2 separate regions of the Homo sapiens genome follow, and region 1 is linked to region 2. Evidence: chromatin loops called from intact Hi-C (ENCODE). Cell type or tissue: Caco-2. All regions are shown on one strand. Links, peaks and the distances in the headings refer to the core of each region. The heading gives the core; the rest is flanking DNA.

Region 1 (11,599 bases), core at 1,946-9,945, 78 kb before region 2:
CCATTGCCCTAAAAATCCTCTGTGCTCTGCCTATTCATCTTTCTGTCCTTACTAACCCCTGGAAACCACTGACTTGTTTACTGTCTCCATAGTTTTGCCCTTTTCAAAATGTCATGTAGTTGGAATCATGTAGTATGTAGCCTTTTCAGATTGGCTTATTTTACTTAGTAATATGCATTTAAGCTTCCTCCAGGTCTATTCATGGCTTGGTAGCTCATTTCTTTTTAGTGCTGAATAATATTCCATTCTCTGGATGTGCCAATCTATAAAGACTGAAAGAGGTGCCTACTTCTTCAAATGCACAGACACCAACACAAGGCCACAAGGAGCATGAGTAATCAGGGAAACATAACACCACCAAAGGAACAACATAAAGCACCAGTAACCAATCCTTTAAAAATGGAGATCTATGAACTGCCTGATAAACAATTCAAAATAATCACTTAAAGAAACTCAGTAAGCTGCAGATAATACAGATAGATAACTAAACGAAATCAGAAAAACAGACTTAGAAGCTTAACAAATAGAATAGAAGCCATAGAAAAGAACCAGTAAGAAATTCTGGGCCTAAAGAACACATGACTGAACTGAAAAATTTCATATAGAGTTTCAACAGCAGACTTGGTCAAGTAGAAGAATATATGCAAATCAATAAATGTAATATACACATTAACAGAATAAAGGATGAAATCACATGATTATCTCAAAAGATGCAGAAAAAGCATCTGGCAAAATTCAACATCACTTCATAATTAAAAACTCTTAACAGATTAGGTGAAGAAGGAATATACCTCAACATGATAAAAGCCATATGTGCCAAGCCCACAGCTAACAACATACTCGATGGCGAAAAGCTAAAAGGTTTTCTTCTAAGATCTGGAATAAGACAATGATGCCAATTCAATTTAATAAAGGCATTCAAATAAGAAAGGAAGAAGAAAAACTGGCTCTGTTTGAAGAGGTTGCATACAGAAAATTCTAAAGACTCCACCAAAACATGTTTAGGGCTAATAAATGAATTCAGTGAGGTTGTGGGATACAAAATAAACACAGAACAATCAGTAGTATTTATATACACTAACATCAAACTATCCAAAAAGAAATCAAGAAATGATCCCATTTATAATAGCAATAAAAACATAAGATTCTTTTTTTTTTTTTTTTTTTTTGAGATGGAGTCTTGCTCTGTCGTCCAGGCTGGAGTACAGTGGCACAATCTCGGCTCACCAAAACCTCTGCCTCCCGAGTTCAAGCAATTCTCCTGCCTCAGCCTCCTGAGTAGCTGGGATTACAGGCATGAGCCACCATGCCCAGCTAATTTTTATATTTTTAGTAGAGACGGGGTTTCACCATGTTGGCCAGGCTGGTGTCAAACTCCTGACCTCAGGTGATCCACTGCCGCAGTCTCCCAAAGTGCTAGGATTACAAGCGTGAGCCACTGTGCCCGGCCAAAAAACATAAGATTCTTAAGAATAAGTTTAACCAGGGAGGTGAAACATCTGTACACTGAAAATGATAAAACATTGATTAAAGAAATTGAAGAGGAAACAAGCAAGTGAAAAGATATCCTATGTTCAATAATTGGAACAATTAATATTGTTACAATGTCCATAATACCAAAGCTGTCTACAGATTCAGTGCAATTCCTATCAAAATTCCACTGGCAATTTTCAAAGAGAAAAAAATATTAAAATTCATATAGAACTGCAAAAGACCCCAAATAGACAAAGCAATCTTGAGGTAAAAAGAACAGAGCTAGAGCAAGAACACTACCTGACTTCAAAATATACTACAAAGCTACAGTAATTAAAACAGCATGGTAGTGGCATAAAAACAGACACACAGACACAGAGGAACAGAATAGAGAGCCCAGAAGTAAACTTACACATTTATGGTCAATGGATTTTTGACAAAGATACCAAGAACACATAATGGAGAAAGGGCAGTCTCTTCAACAAATGGTGCTAGAAAACTGAATATCTACATGCAGAAGAATAAAACTGAACCCTCATCTCACACAATTACAAAAATCAACTCAAAATGGACTAAAGATTTAAACATAGACCTGAAACTGTAACACTACTAGAAGAAACATAGGGAGAAATATCCTTGACGTTGGTGTGGGCAATGATTTCCTGGATATGATCCCCAAAACAAAGGCAACAAAAGCAAAAAATAGACAAACAAGATGACATCAAACTAAACACTTCTGCACAGAAGAGGAAATAGTCAAAGAGTGAAGCAACATCCTACAAATGAGGAGAAAATATTTGCAAACCACACATCTGATAAGGAGTTGATATCCACGCTATATAAGGAACTCAAATAACTCAAAAGCAATAAAACAAATAACCTGATTAAAAAATGGGCAAAGGATCTGAATAGATATTTCTCAGAAGAAGACATACAATGGCCAACAAGTGTATGAAAAATGCTCAACACAACTAATCGTCAGGGAAGTGCAAATTAAAAGCACAACGAGATATCACCTTAACATCTGCTAGAATGGCTGCTATCAAAAGACAAAAGATAATGAGTGTTGGTGAGGACGTGGAGAAAGGAAACTCTTGCACACTGTTGGTAGGAATGTAAATTAGTACAGACATGACGGAAAACAGGATGGACAGTCCTCAAAAACTTAAAATAAGAGTTGTTGTATGATCCAGCTATCCTACTACTGGGTATATATCCAAAGGAAATGAAATCCGTATGTCAAAGAGATATCACACACTGCCATGTTTACTGCAGCATTATTCACAAAAGCCGAGATATGGAATCAATCTAAGTGTCCCTCAAAAGATAAATGGATAAAGAAAATGCGGGTGTGTGTGTGTGTGTGTGTGTGTGTATACATACAATGAAATTCTATTCAGCCTTTAAAAGGAAAAAAATCATGCCATTTGCAACATTGTGGATAACCTGGAGGACATTATGCCAAGTGAAATAAGCCAGGCACAGAAAGGCAAACACTACATGATCCCACTTATACATGTGGAACTCATAAAAGCAGAGGATAGAATGGTGGTTCCCGGGGTGGGGTGGGGCAGGGGGATGAGGACATGTCAGTCAAAGAGTACAAAGTTTCAGCTAGACAGGACGAATAACCCCTGGAGAGTTAATGCAAAAATGGTGACTATAGTTAACAGTAATGGATTGTATACTTGAAAATCATTAAGAGCATAGATCTTCAATGTTTTCACCACAAAAAAAATTGCATGATAACTAAGTGAAGAATGAATATGTTAATTAGCTAATTGTGTTAATCATTTCTCAATGTGTGTATATATACTTATTTATATATAGCAAAATATCATGTTGTATACTGTAAATATATACAATTTTTATTTATCAATTATACCTCAACAAGCTGGAAGAAACAAATGAAGTTAATTCTCTTAAAAAATAACATCTCCTCTTGCCAGGCATGGTAGTTCACACCTGCAATCCTAGCATTTTGGGAGTCCAAGGCAGGAGGATCGCTTGAGACCAGGAGTTCGAGACCAGCCTGGGCAACATGGCAAAACCCTGTCTCTACAAAAAATACAAAAATTAGCCAGGTATGGTGTTGCACTCCTGTTGTCCTAGCTACTCAGGAGGTTGAGGTGGGAGGATTGCCTGAGCCCAGGAGACAGAGGATGCAATGAGCCGAGATCGCACCACTGCATTCCAGCCTGGGCGATAGAGCAAGACGCTCTCTCAAAAAAAAAAAAATCCTCTTAAAAAGATAGTTTTATGTATCTACCTATGTATGTATGTATGTACCTATGTATTTACCTTCACTTTCTTCCTAAACCTCACTAAAATTATAGTAAAGTTATTTTCTCAAAAAAATAAAGAAATATCACCATAAACCTCAAGAAGAGAAAAAAATAACAACACATTTTTAGAAACTGGAAAGCAAATGAAGAATGACTTTGCAGATACAAGAATCCAAATCTTGACCCGAGAACTTACCTAATGTACACCACACTGCCCTCCAAATCCTTCCATCTGTGCAAATCCCATTCATGAAGGCTTCCTTCTTTTCAACATTAGCAAGATTCCAGCCCGCCCTCAATTCATTTTAAAATCCTGCCTCTATGACCCCAATAATAATAACAAACCTTTACCTATAGAACATTTGCAAAGTTCCCCCATGTAATGACAAGACTTTTTAAAAAACAAAAAAACACAAAAACAGGATCTCACTGTGTTGCCCAGGCTGGAGTGCAGTGGCATGATCTCAGCTGACTGCAACCTCTGCCTCCTGGGCTCAAGCGATCCTCCCATGTCAGTTTCCTGAGTAGCTAGGACTACAGGTGCATGCCACCATGCCCAGTTATTTTTTTTTTTTTTTAAGAGACAGGGTTTTGCCATTTTGGCCAAGCTGGTCTTGAACTCCTGGGCTCAAGTGATCCTCCCTCCTTGGCCACCAAAAGTGCTGGGATTACAGGTGTGAGCCACCATGCCTAGCCATCAATCCTTATTTTAATGGATTGGCTTTAGCATTTGATGGTTCTCAGACAAGATCAGGCGCATTCAGGGTGGTATGGCCATAGACTATTTGATGGTTCTCAAATTGTTTCTTATTGTTCAATATTATTTCTCCAGTTTGAGTGTAAATGTCTTAAGAAATGAATTTCCATTTTATCCAGCACTAAACTTTTTCACAGCAACAGACTACAAAGAGGTAATCAGTAAGTACCCGCAGTTCCTAGAAGATGCACCTACTGATAATCATTACAGCCAACTAACTAGTGTCCAATTAGCAGTCAAAAATAACAGTAGCAAGTCTCTGTAGCCATTTTTAAGCCTTGCCTCCAAAAAATATGCCATTTGTCCTGTATGACAGCAGGTGGCATATCAGAGACCCATCTTTCCACGTACTGCAGGGTGACCTGCCTGGTTTAGCATTTAGCAATCAGACTTTTTTATAGCAATAAACCCCATGCTGAGTAGGCAACAGATGAAAAAAAAAAAAAGATGCCTTTTATGGCACTTCATGATAATGGCTTTATTGCCAAAAGCCGTATTAGCAGAAGATGAAAGATTCAATTTATAATCTCCTGAATGTCTGGATGTTCAGCCTGTTTCTGCCCAAGAAGAGATCAGTGCCCGTGGAAGATGTATTTGAAGGACAATCCACAGTCTATTCCGCTCTGCCGAGAAAGAGTCCACATTCTTTTCCCTTTCAAGCCAAAAGGAGGCAAAAACAACCAAATGAATGAGTTCATGCCGCTCTGAACTTCAGCGCCAGAGTGAAGCGTTGAGATTTAGGGCCACCCGACTCCTTGTGACGATCTAAAAGTCGCTTAGAACAATTCACAGCAATGTCAGAAAAAACTTCCTGCTTTTTGAGACAACAAAACCAGATGGAAAACTGCTAAAATGGCTCAAGTATGTGGCACTTTTATAATGTTTATGTGGCTCTTGTAAAAAAGCAGCTTTAATTGACTTTTTTGCTTCCCATGTCCTAGTTCTGTCAAAATCTCTTCTGGTTTTGGGGGGGGACTTAAATGAGAGAACACACCATTCAGAATATACTGTTAATTACTATAATTCAGAAACAATGTCCTCCTTCTCTGGTCCTTGCCAAAAAGCCAAGGGAGAAAGGCAGCAGAAGGGAAAATTTAAAATAAAGCACATTTCTAAAGACGGCATTGAAAACAAAGCAAACAGTGGAATTGCACTGGCAAGAAATTTCACTGGGCCGGGCACGGTGGCTCATGCCTGTAATCCCAGCACTTTGTGAGGCCAAGGCAGGCAGATTGGCTTGAATCCAGGAGTTCAAGACCAGCCTGGGCAACATGGTGAGACCTAGTCTCTATAAAAAATACAAAAAATTTAGCCAGGTATGGTGGCTCATGCCTGTGGTCCCAGCTACTCAAGAGGCTGAGGTGGGAAGATGGCTTAATCCAGGGAGTTCAAGGCTGCAGTGAGCTGAGATTGTGGCACTGCACTCCAGCCTGGGCAACAGAGCAAGACCTCATCTCAAAAAAAAAAAAAAGGAAAAGAAAGAAAGAAAATTTCACTGGGAGCACCCACCCCTTTGTGTGACCTACAGAATACCACTAAATATCTCTGTTTCATATCATCTTCATATAAATAAGGAAGTTAATACACTTCTACCTCAAATACCAAATATCAGTGCTGAAGGAGAACTTGATACCTTATTTACTTACCTTATTCTCTACATGAAGTATCTCAAAAGGTGTTTTGCAAATAAGTGCTATTCTTCTCATCCTTAGAAGGTATAGGTAATGGATTTAAAAAACACACAAAGAGATAAAAACTCTTTCACTTTCTTTATGAACAAATTTGACCTAGGGTTAACTTTTTAATCCTGTTCCCCTGGAAACCTGATAAAGGTGGAATGTCGGCTGTGTCACCAGGCTGTCCTTAGATGACAGAAGGAGGTAAAGAGATGAGCCCATGGAAGACTGAGTAAGTAGTGCTAAGTATGGCTGATATGGGGCCATGGGTCTGGCTAGACCTCAGAAAACCCCCAAGATGGAAGCTTAATAGAACAAAATCAGTATATAGATTTAAATTATGGGTGTATTTTAGTCATTTAATCATTACTGTTTTCTCTTTTTTCACCTTTTTTATTTAAAAAAAATTATTTAAAAGTCACCACCACCAAAGTCAAGAAACAAATAAGACAGGCATGGTGGCTCCCATCTATAATCCCAGCACTTTGGGAGGCCGAGCGGGGAGGATCGCTTGAGCCCAGGAATTTGACACCAGCCTGGGCAATATGGTGAAACCACGTCTCTACAAAAAAAATACAAACATTACCCAGTGGCTGTAGTCCCAGCTACCCAGGAGGCTGAGGTGGGAGAATCACTTGAGCCCAGGAAGTCGAGGCTGCAGTGAGCCAAGATTGCACCACTGCACTCCAGCCTGGGCAATGGAGTGAGACTCTGTTAAAAAAAAAAAAAAAAAAAAAAGATAGAAAGAAGAAAAAAAGAAAGAAAGAAAGAAAGAGAGAGAGAGAGAGAGAAAGAAAGAGTTAAACCAGCCCACCCCAAAATCCCTCCATGTTCCTTATCCCAATGTCAACCCCTCCCACTCCACTAAAGGAATGAAAGAAATGACCATCCTGGCTTTTTGTAATGATCACTTCCTCGCTTTTTTGAGGGAGAAGGGGGTGATTTTATCCTTAGGTATGCACCCTAGACACTATAGTCTTGCCATTTTTTAAAATGTTGATGTGTATTTTAGGTGTCTCCTCATTTTGCAGAATCCCTCCATCCCTTTGTTTTTACTGTAATTTATCTGTTGAAAACCCTGGGGCCTTTGACTCGTAGTTTTTCACAGTATGGCTTTGCTGATTGATACTGTTGGTATAATTCAACATATTCCTCTGTATTTCTTGCAAATTGGCAGCTGGTTCTAGAGGTTGGATCAGACTCAGGTTCAGTCCCTTTAGAAATACCATAGGTGGTGGTGAGTTCTTTCATTAGGAAACAAATAAAATCCGACGATTTTTCTTTTTGTGACGTGAGCAGCTGTTAATGCACAATGCCTAAATCCATTAAAATGTGATATTCTAATTCTGCCATTTCTTTTTTATTCATTAGTTAGAATATTTTTATAATTAAATACACTCCCTCTTCTACCTCTGGTTGCTATTGGACCAGATCACCTAGGAAAGACAGGATGAATGCTTGAATCTTTCCCTTTATTTACTAATTTTAAGATCATGGAGGCTCACACCTGTAATCCCAGAACTTTGGGAGGCCAAGGTGGGCAGATCACTTGAGCCCAGGAGTAGAGGACCAGCCTAAGCAACATGGTGAAACCCCGTCTCTACAAAAAATACTAAAGTTAGCCAGGTGTGGTGGTACACGCACATAGTCCCGGCTACTCGGGAGGCTGAGGTGGGAGAATCCCTTGAGCCCATGAGGCGAAGGCTGCAATGAGCTGAGATCGCACCACTGCACTTCAGCCTGGGTGACAGAGTGAGACCCCGCCTCAAAAAAAAGATCATGTATTGGATTCCTGTTGTCCTCCGAAGGAGAGTAATCCGGTTTTATTTTAAAATCATAATAATCTGTGAATTTAAACATATTTTGATGTTTTGATATATTATAAATATTTCTCTTATTTTAGCTCACATGGTCCCAAATTTGGCAATAGAGATCTTTTTCAAATTAACTCCTGAGTCCTTTTGACATGATCTTAAATTCTCTGCTAACTTCCTCACTATTTACTATAATAAAATGTTCCTGTTTTATTTTGTGCATCTGCTTTCTTTCTTTCTTTCTTTCTTTCTTTCTTTCTTTCTTTTCTTTCTTTCTTCTTTCTTTCTTTCTTTCATTTTTTGTTTTTGTTTTTGCTTTTTTTTTAGACAGGATCTCACTTTGTCATCCAGGCTGGAGTGCAGTGGTGTTATCATAGCTCACTGCAGCCTCGACCCACTGGGCTCAAGACATCCTCCCACCTCAGCCTCAGATCTTCTTTGCCTATCTGCAAAACATTTGTAACTTCTTCTAGAATTTCATCTCTTTCCTCCTTTATTTTCCACATTTTTCTCCTTTCAACTATTTTAAAGACATTATCTGTTGTTCTATTTGCATGTATATTCCTCCTAATTTAGTCTTTATTTCTGATTTTTTTTTCTTCTGTTTTTAGGGGTTTTTCTCAGTTCCATAAGCTTTCCTGCTGGTCTAATTCTGACTTATGTTGTTCTTGCATGTCTTATAGTAGCTGGGACTATATAGTCCTGAGTAGCTGGGACTACAAGGCACATGCCATCACTCCTGGCTAATCTTCTTTTTTTTGTTTTTTCTGTAGAGATGGGGTCTCTCTGTGTTGCCCAGGCTGGTCTCAAACTCCTGGGCTCAAGGGATCCTCCTGCCCCAGCCTCCCAAAGTGCTGGGATCACAGGTGTGAGCCACCCTGACCGGCCCCATTTTGGACATTTTCTACCCCAGATCTGGAATCAGCCATTTATCCAAGAGCTCTGATTTCTTTTAGTGGGAAATGGTATTTTAAAACTAAAATCTGGGCACGAGAGATGCGCATTGCTAGGTCTTTTCATTAGTCAGAACAAGAAATATACATACACATACATACACATAATATTTTTTAAATAAAATACCTCGAGTTATATTGATAACTTCTCATTTAAATCAAAGTTTTTTAACATCTCTTCTGAATTACATCTATGTTTCTTTTCTGCCATACTGGGAACCCCAGTTCTTTAAAACACAAAAGATAATATAGTTGGAATATCTCATAATTTTCTGGGATGCAACAGTTTAATGGTATTAATACAGCCACCTCCAACCTTAAGGGGGTGCTAACCTGGGAAGAACTGGTGTTATCACCGACAGAAAGAGGCACCCTGGATGTTTTGACGTGGTTCACGTGAAAGATGCCAACAGCAACAGCTTTGCCACCCAGCTTTCCAACCTTTTTGTTATTGGCAAGGGCAGCAAACCATGGATTTCTCTTCCCCGAGGAAAGGGTGTCCGCCATTCAACCCATTGCTAAAGGGAGAGACGAGACTGTGGCCAGAGCAGTGGGTGAAATGGTCTCTGGGTGACATGTTAGATCTTTGTACATAATTAAAAATAACATGGCATGATTAATTTTTTAAAAGGCTTTAACTGAAAACAGTTAAAAATGTTTTTGCATATGACTGCTCCTGTCTCCCCCTATTTTTTTAAAGCTGTGCTAAATTTACAGTGTCAGAACATATAGCCAACATACAGCCATTACAAGCCATACTCTTTCTTTTTTCCTCTCATTTAGTCCAAGGTCTATAAGTAACTTATTCTGTTGTCTATCTAGTCTTTTGGGTTGTCTGAAGATTTTTTTTCTTGTAGATTCCTCAAGAAAGGTTCATGGAAGCACTATTTTCTGAGTTCCTGCAGATTGATAATAGTAATCTTTATACTTAAAAATCAGTTTTCCTGGATATGACATCTTTGCCTCTCATTTTATTTCCTTGAGTATCTTAAACATATTTCTCCATTTTTTTCTGGCATAAAATATTGCTGTGAAAAAAATCTGAAAATAATTTAATTGACTTTCTCTTCTAAGTCACTTGCTCATCTTGCTGCAATAAGCAAATGATTTTTTTTTCTTTCTAGTTCAATTATTTGACTAGAATATGTCTAAGTGTTGATCATTTTGAGTTATCCATTCCAGGATCGATATTCTCAAGTACATGGTGAGCTCTTTCTTTTTTTTTTCATTAATCATTCCATGTTATTTTTAATTACATGCAAAGATCTAGCATGTTACCCAGAGACCACTTCACCATTGCTCTGTTTTACCCACTGTTTCACCCACCATTTCACCCACCACCAGTCTCTTGTCTCTCCCTTCAGCAATGGTGAGGCGGATACCCTTTCCTCGGGGAAGAGAAATCCATGGTTTGTTGCACTTGCCAGTAACAAAAATGTTGGAAAGCCAAGGGGCAAATCTGTTGCCATTGGCATCTTTCACATGAACCACATCAAAAGATCCACGGTGCTTCTTTCTGTTGGTGATCACACCAATTCTTCCCAGGTTAGTATCTCCAATCACCATACACAGGTTACCAGTGTCAAACTTGATGAAATCAGTGATCTTGCCAGTCTAAACAGTGTCATTCACCTTGACGAAGGAGTCAAGGTAGTGGATGGTGTGAGCATCGTGGAACCAGGTGAGGGATTCCTTTTGTGCCCACAAAGATTTTTCTTACTTTGCACAACTTGTACTTGGCCTCCTCCAGTGTAATACAATGTACAGCAAAGCGACCATTGATGCCACAGATGAGACAGAAATTCTCTCCCGTCTTGTGAATGCTGATGACATCCGTGAATCCAGCAGGGTAGGTTATATCAATTTGGACCTTGCCATCCATCTTAATGAACGGCTGCATGCAAATCTTTACTTTGTCTCCTATGAGGGCATACTTAAGTCTGTTCCTTAGGAAAATATTAGGAGAGACACTCTCTCAGCTTGTGGGGACTGGTGGTTGGACAAGGAGCAAACACACTAGTCAATTCATCCAGCATCCAATGCTGTGGAGCTGCTACCCGCTTCAGATGCTTCCTAAGACCACGAGCCACGACTGTATTAGGCACGGAAAGAGCATGGTGAGCTCTTTCAACATGCAATTCCAAATATTTTTCACTTCAGGAAACTTTTCTGAAAGTATAGTTTTCAGTGTTTGTTTTCTATCCTTGCCTTGGTTTTCTTCTTCAGGGACTCTTATTACGTAGGTGTTGGATCTTCTTTGCCTATCTGCAAAACATTTGCAACTTCTTCCAGAATTTCATCTCTTTCCTCCTTTATTTTTCACATTTTTCTCCTTTCAACTATTTTAAAGACATTATCTGTTGTTCTATTTGCATGTATATTCCTCCTAGTTTAGTCTTTATTTCTGAATTTTTTTTCTTCTATTTTTAGGGGTTTTTCTCAGTTCCATAACCTTTCCTGCTGGTCTAATTCTGACTTATGTTGTTCTTGCATGTCTTATATAATTTTCTCAGTGTCTTTTACCTTCTTTTGAATGAGAAGATTACAGTGTTGATTTGGTTTGTGAGCTTGTCTTTCTACATATTTTCTCTGTCTGAAAAAGTGTTATTCTGCTCTTTAATCTCTTTTTAAAAATAATAAC
Region 2 (11,599 bases), core at 1,760-9,759:
AGAGCCAGAAAGTCCATCTACAGTAACAGGAGCAGCGTGCCTGGGCACAAAGGCAGGAACATGGATAGATGTGTCCCACCATGCTCCGGCCCTCCCTGCTGCACTGCTGATCAGGCAGGTTGTAATTACCACCCTGTGTGTCTGCCTGTGTCTCCAAGACCTATGAGAGAGAAAGACCATGTAGGTCAACATCGCACTTTCAGTGCCCAGGACAAAGCCTGGTGCAGAGCAAGCACTCAACAAGTATGGTGAATGGCTCCTTGCAAAACGAGACAATATCGATCTTACCTGGCAGATATTAAAAAATCATAAAGGTAGAAATTGTAATGCAATGTGGCAATGGCACAAGACAAAACAGACAGATCAATGGAACAGAATTTAAAAACTAAAAAACGCCGGGTGCAGTGGCTCACGCCTGTAATCCCAGCACTTTGGGAGGCCGAGGTGGGTGGATCAGTTGAGGTCAGGAGTTCGAGACCAGCCTGGCCAACATGGTGAAACCCCGTCTCTACTAAAAATACAAAAATTAGCTGGGCATGGTGGCACATGCCTGTAATCCCAGCTACACGGGAAGCTGAGGCAGGAGAATCACTTGGACCCAGAAGGTGGAGGTTGCAGTGAGCTGAGATCACACCACTGCACTCCAGCCTGAGAGACAGCGTGAGACTGTCTCAAAAAAAATAAAAAATAAAAATCTGGCCCGGCACAGTGGGTCATGCCTGTAATCCCAACACTTTGGGAAGCTGAGGCAGGAGGATTGCTTGAGCCCAGAAGGTGGAGGCTGCAGTGAGCCGTGATTATGCCACTGCATTCCACCGTGGGCGACAGAGTGAGACCCCGCCAATAAGCAGTAATGGCATAAAATGCTTAACAAATGCTGTCAATACAACCTGATACAATAATACAAATATTCAGGAAAAATAATGTTTGCTATGTCATATGACACACAAAAATGAATCACCAGCCGGGCATGGTGGCTCACGCCTGTAATCCCACCAATTTGGGAGGCCGAGGATCACTTAAGGGCAAGAGTTCAAGACCAGCCTGGTCAACATGGTGAAACCCCCACCCCCAACCCATCTGTACTAAAAATACAAAAATTAGCTGGATGTGGTGGTGGGATTACAGGCATGAGCCACCACGCCCAACCAGAAAGTGGTTTCTTGAGATGGAATCTGCTCCTGGTGAAGATGCTATGAACATTGTTGAAATGACGGCAAAGGATTTCAAATATTCCATAAACATAGTTGATAAAAAGGTGGTAGTGTTTGAGAGGATCAACTCTAACTTTGAAAGAAGCACTATATGCAATGATATCACACAGCACTGCATGCTACAGAGAAATATTTTGTGAAGAAGCCCATCGGTGTGGCAAATTTTATTGTCTTATTTTAAGAAATTGTCACCCCAGCCTTGCAACAACTGCCCTGATCAGTCAGCAACCATCAATATCAAGGCACGACCCTCCACCAGCAAAAAGATTATGACTCGCAGAAGGCTCAGAGAGATGGTTAGCATTTTCTAGCAATAAAGTATTTTTACTTATTTTTTTAATCATGCCATATTATTTTAAATTACATACGAAGATCTAACATGTCACCCACAGACCATTTCATCCACTGCTCTGTTTGGCTGCAGTCTCTTGTCTCTCCCTTCAGCAATGGTGAAGCGGATACCCTTTCCTCGGGGAAGAGAAATACATGGTTTGTTGCCCTTGTCAATAACAAAAATGATGGAAAAGCTGTTGCTGTTGGCATCTTTCACGTGAATCGTGTCAAAAGATCCAGGGTGCCTCTCTCTATTGGTGATCACACCAATTCTTCCCCAGTTAGCACCTCCAGTCACCAAACACAGGTTACCAGTGTCGAACTTCAAAGCAGTGATGTTGCCAGTCTCCAAATCAATCTGAATGGTGTCGTTCACTTTAATGAGGGAATCAGGGTGGCGGATAGTGTGAGCATCGTGAATCACCAGGTGAGGGGTTCCTTTTGTGCACACAAAGATTTTTCTCATTTTGCATAACTTGTACTTGACTTCCTCAGGTGTAACACGATGTACAGCAAAGCGACAATTGATGCCATAGATCAGACGGAAACCCTCTCCCGTCTTGTCAATGCTGATGACATCCATAAATCCAGTAGGGTAGGTTATATCAGTTCGAACCTTGCCATCTACCTTAATGAACCACTGCATGCAAATCTTCTTCACTTCATCTCCTGTCAGGGCATATTTAAGTCTGTTCCTCAGGAAAATATGAGGGAGACACTCTCTCAGCTTTTGGGGACCAGTGGATGGACGAGCAGCAAACACACCAGTCAATTTATCCAGCATCCAACGTTGTGGAGCTGCTACCCGCTTCAGATGCTGCTTGGGACCGGAAGCCACAGCTGTAATAGGCACAGAAAGAGGACCTCCCATCTTCTATGCACATAGAAACTGGGAACCAATAAAGTATTTTTACATTAAGGTATGTAGGCCAGGTGTGGTGCCTCACGCCTGTAACCCCAGCACTTTGGGAGGCCAAGACGGGTGGATTACTTGAGGCCAGGAGTTTGAAACCAGCCTGGCCAACAAGGCGAAACCCCATCTCTACTAAAAATACAAAAATTAGCCGGGCATGGTGGTGCACGCCTGTAGTCCCAGCTACCCGGGAGGCTGAGGGTGGAAAATTGCTTGAATCTGGGAGGCGGAGGTTGCAGTGAGCCAAAATCACACCACTGCCTTCCAGCCTGGGCAACAGAGAGAGACTCCATCACAAAAAAAAAAAAAAAAAGAATAAACATATGAAAGAAAGTTTAGCTATTGTATTAGTCTATTCTCATACTGTTATAAAGAAATACCTGAGACTGGGTAATTTATAAAGAAAAGAGGTTTAATTGGCTCACAGTTCTGCAGGCTGTACAGGAAGCATAGCAGCCTCTGCTTCTGGGGAGGCCTCAGGAAGCTTCCAGTCATGGCAGAAGGCAAAGGGGGATGGAGGCATCTCACATCGTGGCAACAGGAGCAAGAGGGAGGTGGGGGAGGTGCCACACACTTTAAACAACAAAATCTCTCCAGAACTCACTATCATGAGGACAGTACCAAGAGGAAACCCATCCACATGAGCCAATCACCTCCTACCAAGGCCCCACCTCGAACACTCGTGATTACAATTCAACATGAGATTTGGGTGGTGACACAGATCCAAACCATATCAGCTATAGTAATAATAAAATTGCAAATTCAAATAACTTGATTCAAGTCTTGCAATGCCCCCTTCTCAATTAGGCTTACCTTGGTTTCTCTAATTAAAACTGCAACCCTTGGCCAGGCACAGGGGCTCACACCTGTAACCCCAGCACTTGGGTAGGCCAAGGCAGGAGGATCACTTGAACCCAGGAGTTCGAGACCAGCCTGGGCAACATGGTGAAACCCTGTCTCTACAAAAAAAATACGTCTGGGCTTGGTGTCATGGGCCTGTAGTCCCAGCTACTTAGGAGGCTGAGGCAGGAGGATCACTTGAGCCTGGGAGATGAAGGTTGCAGTGAGCTGAGATCATGCCACTGCACTCCAGCCTAGGTGACAGAGCAAGACCCTTTCTCAAAAAATAAAAATAAAAATGAAAACTGCAATCCTTGGCCAGGTGTAGTGTCTCACACCGTTAACCCCAGCATTTTGGGTGGCTGAGGCAGGAAGACTGCTTGAGCCTAGGAGTTAGAGACCAGCCTGGGCAACACAGGGAGATGTCACCTCTACAATAAATTTAAAATTAAAAAACTACAATCTTCTCCACTCCCTACTCCTTTAACTTGCTCTGTTTTTTTTTTAACTATAGCACTTTTTGCTTTCTAAAATGCTAAAGGATTTACTTATTTATAACATTTATCATGTATGTACATGTCCTCCACTCAAATATAAGTTTCATGAGATCAGAGGTTGTTTTTTTCAATAATCTATCCCAAGCACTGAGAATATGCCTAGTACATGGTTAGTAATCAATATCTATGTGTTGAATGAATGCAGCAGATTGACAAAATAATAATACCCACGGTAGGCAAGAGTGTGAATAGTCAGACTCATGTACTGTTAACAAGAGAGTAAACTGATTAAATGAACTATATACATTCATACTCGAACATACTAAACAACCATTGAAAGTGATATTGTGCAGTGTGGCAAAATACAATTACACTCTGTTCCCCAGGCTGGAGTGCAGTGGCGCAATCACTGCCCCCCACCGTCTGGACCTCCTGGGCTCAAGTGATCCTCCCACATCAGCCTCCTGAATAGCTGGGACTACAGGAGCAAGCCACCATGCATTGTTAATTTCTTTTTTTTTTTTTCATTTTGTAGAGATGGGGCCTCACTAGGTTGCCCAGGCTGGTCTTGAATTTAGAACTTTTTAGTAAAGTTCCCATCACATTATCATGGGAATAATACAAATTATAAAATAGCATGTACAATCTGTTTCCAAGGAAAAAGTGTGTACAACAAAATCTTATCTATGAGGTGAGATTACAAGTTGTTGTTTTTGTTGCTGTTGTAAGACAGAGGCTCGCTCTGTCGCTCAGGCCAGAATACAGTGGCACCATCCTAGCTCACTACAGCCTCGAATTCCTGGGCTCAAGCAATCCTCCTGCCTCAGCCTCCTGAGGAGCTGGAACTACAGGTGTGCGCCACTGTGCCCAGCTAATTTTTTTTTATTTTTTGTAGAGACAGGGTCTTGCTATGTTGCCCAGGCTGGTCCCAAACTCCTGGGCTCAAGCAATCCTCCCACCTCAGCTTCCCAAAGTGCCGGGTTTACAGGTGTGAGCCACTGCATCTGCCCTGCCACATTTATTTTCTACAATGAATATGTGTTAGATGTATAGCAAGCAAGGGAAACATTTTTTAAAAGGAGAAAATAGAAACTACCCGGTTAATACGCATAGGCTTTCCTGTTTTAACAAGGATATCGGAAGAGTAAGAACATATTTTAGAAGATTCACTCTGCAGTTACATTAAATGGAAACCAGCAAGCAAAGAGAAATGGGTAACCAAATGTAGGCTATTTAAATGTCCTCTCTATTGTCTGTAGTTTTTAAACTGCAAAAAGTAAAAGTGTGTATGAAATAAATTGTATGAAAGTTTCTGGATTTAAAAAGCCCATTCTCTTCTCAGGAAGACCCGGATATCCTTCTGGAAAGAAATTCACGAATTCTGACCATCCTTGAAGCCAAACTCAAGCCCGCTGGCCTCACACGAATCTGCCTGTTACTCCTTAATAAGACAGGACTTCCTTTGGGCTTGGGCTGGGATCAAATGGTGCTGTGTGAAAGCCACCCATTCCTGCCAATCACACAACCCCTGTAAACAGCACGGCTTATTGTGAAAATTAATTCAGGGAGCTTAAACTCCACCGAACAGAAGGGTTTAAAAAGAAAAGAAAAAAAATTCCCGTGGTTTAGAAAATACTAGATGCATTATGACCTTCGGTATGAGTCCCAGGCTATGTGCATTATACCGGCAACACCCGGGAAAACATAAGCTGTCTTTTTTAATCCATCAGATAATTACACCGACTACAAGGACATTTTGGCAACTACTAGAAAATACTGCCCTCTGGTGTTAAGGTCATTCCACACTGATTAACACAACAAAAAGGAAAAAAAGAAAAGCCTTTCTTAAATACAAAAACCACTACCTTCAGGGACTTATGTTTTTGACTTGCAAAAAATCTGAACACAAAATCCCAAAGGATTTTACGGGTATATATTGTGGACACCTTCCCCACTGTGCCCGGAAAATACCTACTAATGTTATTACAAGCTGTCTCAGTCAATTCATGTCAGAGGATCTCCTCTCCAAGAGCTATATTCAGCTGTCTCTTGAACAAAACAAAACCAAAAAGTATTTTCAAGAGCTTCTGTGGGGGAGAAGTTTCTGGAAAATAAACTAAAGATTATTTTCACAGAAAATTTTCTACTAATCCTGGTAGGAAGAATAGAAAGAAGAGCAATATTACGATATTTTATATATTATAGAAGTCTTTAAAAATGTGAGACAATTTTTATGAAAAACAAAATAGCCACATTAATAAAGAAGCTGGCAATCATTGGCTTTATATTGATCATCTTATTCCTGCTTAAAGGTACTTCAAGAATAAGATAGAAAGGAGGTTCTGTCGTAGCTCTCCGCTATAAGAAAATAAAACTTTAAAAGGGTGGGGCGTGCCGTTCTGATGGTTACACACACAAGAATTGCATGCACAAATTCAGCAGTCTTGGCTGGGCATGGTGGTTCACACTTGTAATCTCAGCGCTTTCAAGCCAAAGCCACCATGCCCAGCCTTTTTTTTTTTTTTTTTTTTTCAGATGGGATCTCATTCCGTTTCCCAGGCTGGAACGCAGTGGCGCAATCTTGGCTCACTGAAACCTCCACCTCCTGGGCTCAAGCGATTCTCCCACTTCAGTCTCCCTAGTAGCTGGGACTACAGGTGCCCACCACCATTCCTAGCTAATTGTTTTTTGTATTTTTGGTAGAGATGGGGTTTCACCATGTTGCCCAGACTAGTCTCGAACTCCTGAGCTCAAGTGATCTGCCCGCCTTGGCCTCCCAAAGTGTTGGGATTACAGGCGTGAAGCCACCATGCCCAGCCCATGATCTTTTGTAGAGATGGAGCCTCACCGTGTTGCCAATAAAAGAAACCAAAGTTCCATGGAGAAATGACCGATTCTAAGACTGGGGCAGGAAATACACAGGATAAGCCAGGAGCACCTACTAGTACCAGAAAGTAGGAAAGTGCTCAAAACAAACAAACCAAAAAAAAGCCCACATCAGTGGGGAGACGTCAAAGGGTCACAGGATCCAACTGAAAGAGATCCCAATAGTCAAAACTGGAACAACTTGAGTAACAAAATAAAATAGATTGGATCATAACCCAAAGCATGGAATAAACACCCATGAGTCCACACTGATATTAATGATTGAATAAATAAATGCAGTTCTCCTTCCGCATCCACTGCAAATTGGTTCCGGGACCCCCATAGATACCAAAATCCATGGATGCTCAAGTCCTTTATATAAAATGGTATCGTATTTGCACATAACCAGGACACATCCCTCTGTACACTCTAATTATATTTAGATTACTTATAATACCTAATACAATAGAAATGCTAGGTAAATAGCTGTTCTGTGTTGCTTGTTTTATTTGGTTTTTGTTTTGGTTTGGTTTGGTTTTGGTTTTTTTGTTTTTTTGTTTTTTGTTTTTTGTTTTTGAGATGGAGTTTCGCTCTTGTCACCCAGGCTGGAGTACAGTGGTGCCGTCTTGGCTCACTGCAACCTCTGCCTCCTGGGTTTAAGCGATTCTCCAGCCTCAGCCTCCTGAGTAGTTGGGATTTCAGGCACCCACCACCACGCCTGGCTAATTTTATATTTTTAGTAGAGATGGGGTTTCACCATGTTGGCCAGGCTGGTCTCAAACTCCTGACCCCAGGTGATCCACCCGCCTCGACCTTCCAAAGTGCTGGGATTACAGGCGTGAGCCAGTGTCCCCGGCCAGTTTGTATGAATTTTTACTGGGTTTCTTTCCCTAATATTTTTTATCTGTGGTTGGCTGAATCCACGATGTGGGATCAGAGAATACAGAGGGCTGAGTGTAGAAGGGGGAGAAGAGACACGTCTTCCATGCGGAAGAAGTTCAATGAATTCTCACAGATACTCCACCCCCACAGAGGTGGAGCATAACTCCTCACTCCTGAAGTGTGGCCTGCATGTAGTGACTTCCTTCCAAAAATGGGAGAAGAGTAACTTTACAGTAGAGAAACCTGACCAACACTATCTCTGGCAGGTGATTAAGGTCAATGCCAACAGTGATAAGTCATATTGATAGTACGGTCATGCACTACATCATGACATGAGTTATATCATTATAATCATGGTGAGTTGTATAATTACTTCATCATATATTACAATGTAATCATAATAGAAATAAACAGCACAATAAATATAAAGTGCTTGAATCATCCCCAAACCATCCCTCAACCCCCACCCTAGTCCATAGAAAAATTGTCTTCTGGTCCAGCGTGGCTCACACCTGTTATCCCAGTACTTTGGGAGGCCAAGGTGGGTGGATCACTTGAGGCCAGGAGTTCAAGACCAGCCTGGCCAATATGGCGAAACCCCTCCTCTATTAAAAATACAAAAATTAGCTGGACATAGTGGCGCACACCTGTTATCCCAGCTGCTCGGGAGTCTGAGGCACAAGAATTACTTGAACCTGGGAGGCAGAGGTTACAGTGAGCCAAGATCTGCCACTGCACTCCAGCCCGGGTGACAGAGTGACACTCTGTCTCAAAAAAAAATAGAAAGAAAGAAAAATCATCTTCAATGAAACCGGTCCCTGGTACCAAAAAGGTTGGGGACTTCTGTGTTAAGGGATCTGCTTCATTGAAAGCGATGAAACTAACAAAAATTCATGGAAGTTCTCTATCAGATGCAGAGAAACTTCTAATGACCTGGATTGAAGACCAAACACAGACACATATCCCTCTCAGCACCGTGACAATCACCACCAAAGCAATGTCGGTTTGCAAGGTTGAAAGCAAAGGCTGGACCTGACTGTGGTGTTGAATTTACTGCTCTGGGTATTTCAAATGATTCAAGAATCCTTACTCCTTACATAAAGTGCAAGTTAGTGGTGAGTCTGTGGGTGCTGTTGTGAAGGCAGCAGAAGAATTTTTGGAAACTCTGGATGAGCTGATTGTGGAGGAAAATTACTTGTCACAGCAAATCTTCAATATGAATGAAACCTCCCCATTCTGGAAACGAATGCCTGAAAGAACTTTCATTCATAAGGAAGCCAAGTCAATGTCAGGTTTGAAGACTTTTAAGGACAGAGCAAGTCTTGCCTGGCAACAATGTTGCAGATTACAAACTGAAACCCTTTATGAGGACCCCAGGGCCTTCAAGCCTGTCAATTAGCACACACAGCCAGTGCACTGCAGGAGCAATAAGAAGCCACAGATGACCCAGCTCCTCTTCCAAGAGGCCCTCCTGAATTACTCTGCCAGTGAGATGGAGAAGTACTGTTTGGAGAATAATATATCTTTCAAGATTGGCTTATTGATAATGCTCTTCTTCTTCTTTTTTTTTTTTTTTTGTCATTTTCATCTCAATATCAAAGTGGTGTTTCTCCCTCCAAATACCACCTCTTTGATCCAACCAATGCATCAAGGAATTATAACAGCTTTTAAGACTATTACCTAAGGAGGACTTTTGCCCAGGCTGTTGCTGAAACTGAGGAAGACCCTGAGAAGACATGGATGTAATTTTGGAAGGATTACAACATCTATTACTGTGTCAAGCACTTTGAGCTTGGGCTTGGGGTGATGCCACCGAGGAATGTATGAATGGCATCTGGAGGAAGACACTCAAGAGGTTTTTCCATGATTTCAAAGGATTTGCCAAGGATGAGGAGGTTGCAAAAGTCAACAAGGCTGTGGTTCAGATGGCAAACAACTCTAATCTGGGTTTGGCTGAGGATGGCATTGAGGAGCTCCTAAAGGAATGAGGAGTTATTGGAACTGGGACAGGAACACCTAGCTGAAGAAGGGGCAAGAGCAAAGGGAGCTGCTGGAGAAGGAAAAGAACTCTCAGGAAAACTCACAGTGAAAAGGTTGACAGAAGCTTCTGCAGACTTCAGCAAACTCCTTAAGAAGTTTGAAAGAAGGAAAAGAACTCCCAAGAAAACTCACAGTGAAGGGGTTAGCAGAAGCTTCTGCAGACTTCAGCAAACTCCTTAAGAAGTTTGAAAGAAGGAAAAGAACTCCCAAGAAAACTCACAGTGAAGAGTTTAGCAGAAGCTTCCGCAGATTTCAGCAAACTCTTTAAGAAGTTTGAAAACATGGACACCCAACACCAAAAGGTTTTTATTAACAGACAGAAATGTTCATGGTGCATTATCTGTTTATAGGGAAATCTATGTTAAAGAAAAGAAACAAACCAAGCAAACCACCATGGACATATTTCTGAAAAGAGTGACCCCACCTCAAGAAGATCTCAGGAGGGTCCTTCAGGAGGTACCCAGAAGAAGACATTGTTATCACAGGGGATAATGCGTGTGTTACTGCCCCTGAAGACCTTCCAATGAGACAAAATGTGGAGGTGGAGGACAGTGACATTGATGATCCTGACCCTGTGTAGGCCTAGGCTGATGTGTGTGTTTGTGTCTTCATTCCTAATAAAAAAGCTGAAAGAATTTTTTAAATTTTTTTAAATTAAAAATAAAAGGCCAGGTATGGTGGCTCATGCCTTTAATCCCAGCACTTTGGGAGGCCGAGGCAGGCAGATCACCTGAGGTTGGCAGTTTAAGACCAGCCTGACCAACATGGAGAAACCCTGTCTCTACTAAAAATATGAAAAACATTAGCCGGGTATGGTAGAGCATGCCTGTAATCGTAGCTACTCAGGAGGCTGAGGCTGGAGAATCGCTTGAACCCAGGAGACAGAGGTTGTGGTGAGCCGAGATTGTGCCATTGCACTCCAGCCTGGGCTACAAGAGCAAAACAACGTCTCAAAAAAAAAAAAAGAAAGAAAGAAAGAAAAGAGCTTATAGGATAAGGATACAAAGAAAGACGATAGGCCGGGCATGGTATTTCACACCTATAATCCTAGCACTTTGGGAGGTCAAAGCGGGTGGATCACCTGAGGTCAGGAGTTCGAGACCAGCCTGGCCATCATGGCGAAACCCCGTCTGTACTAAAAATACAAAAGTTAGCCAGGTGTGGTGCCAGGCACCTGTAATCGCAGCTACCCAGGAGTCTAAGACAGGAGAATTGCTTGAACTCAGGAGGTGAAGGTTGCAGTGAGCCAAGATTCACACCACTGCACTGCAGCCTGGGTGACAGAGCGAGACTCTGTCTTGCAAAAAAAAAAAAAGACAATATTTTTGTACAGCTGTACAATGTGTTTTAAGTGTAATTACAGAAGAGTCAAAAAGTTAAAAAAATAAAAAGTTGATAAAGTAAAAAGTTATTGGAAGCTAAGGTTAATTTGTTATTGAAGAAAACAATTTTTATAAATTTACTGTAGCATAACTGCAGTGTTTATAAAGTCTATAGTAGTGTACAGTAATGTCCTAGGCCTTCACATTCACTCACCACTCACTCACTCACTCACCCAGAGCAACTTCCGGTCCTCCACTCCTTTGGGAGTTCGGTCTCCCAAAGCGCTGGGATTACAGGCGTGAGCCACTGCAAATGACAGCAACTCCAAGCTCCATTCATGGGAAGTATCCTATATACCATTTTAAAAAATATTCTAGGCTGGGCACGGTGGCTCACACCTGTAATCCTAGCACTTTGGGAGGCCGAGACAGGTGGATCACCTGAGGTCAGGAGTTAGAGACCAGCCTGGCCAATATGGTGAAACCCCATCTCTACTAAAAATACAAAAATTAGCCAGGCATGTGCTGCATGCCTATAATCTCAGCTACCCCGGAGGCTGAGGCAGGAGAATCACTAGAACCTGGGAGGCAGAGGCTGCAGTGAACTGAAATCATGCCACTGCAGTCCAGCCTGGGCGACACAGCAAGACTCCATCTCAAAAAAAGAAAAAAATTCTATACCATATTTTTGCT

The links. Hi-C counts contacts between places; a loop is a spot of excess contacts. Peaks named below come from ENCODE experiments on the same cell type or tissue, not always from the same donor. Only the 100,000 strongest peaks of a DNase experiment are listed, where the experiment ranks them.
Region 1: a loop joins it to region 2, with 14 times the contacts of the local background. A loop is called at or near these places in 2 of 110 quality-filtered maps.

What each region holds. Positions count from the first base shown.
Region 1 is chr19:34,012,380-34,023,978 of GRCh38, forward strand. It overlaps the pseudogene RPS4XP23 and the pseudogene RPS4XP20. Among named protein-coding and RNA genes, the nearest start is that of SUNO1, 110 kb to the left of the region's middle. In Caco-2, for the core only: no CTCF peak of the experiment used is centred there; a DNase peak (open chromatin) is centred at 6,372.
Region 2 is chr19:34,090,926-34,102,524 of GRCh38, forward strand. It overlaps the pseudogene RPS4XP21. Among named protein-coding and RNA genes, the nearest start is that of LSM14A, 76 kb to the right of the region's middle. RefSeq lists an enhancer at 9,261-9,430. In Caco-2, for the core only: a CTCF peak has its summit at 5,582 (motif pointing left); no DNase peak of the experiment used is centred there.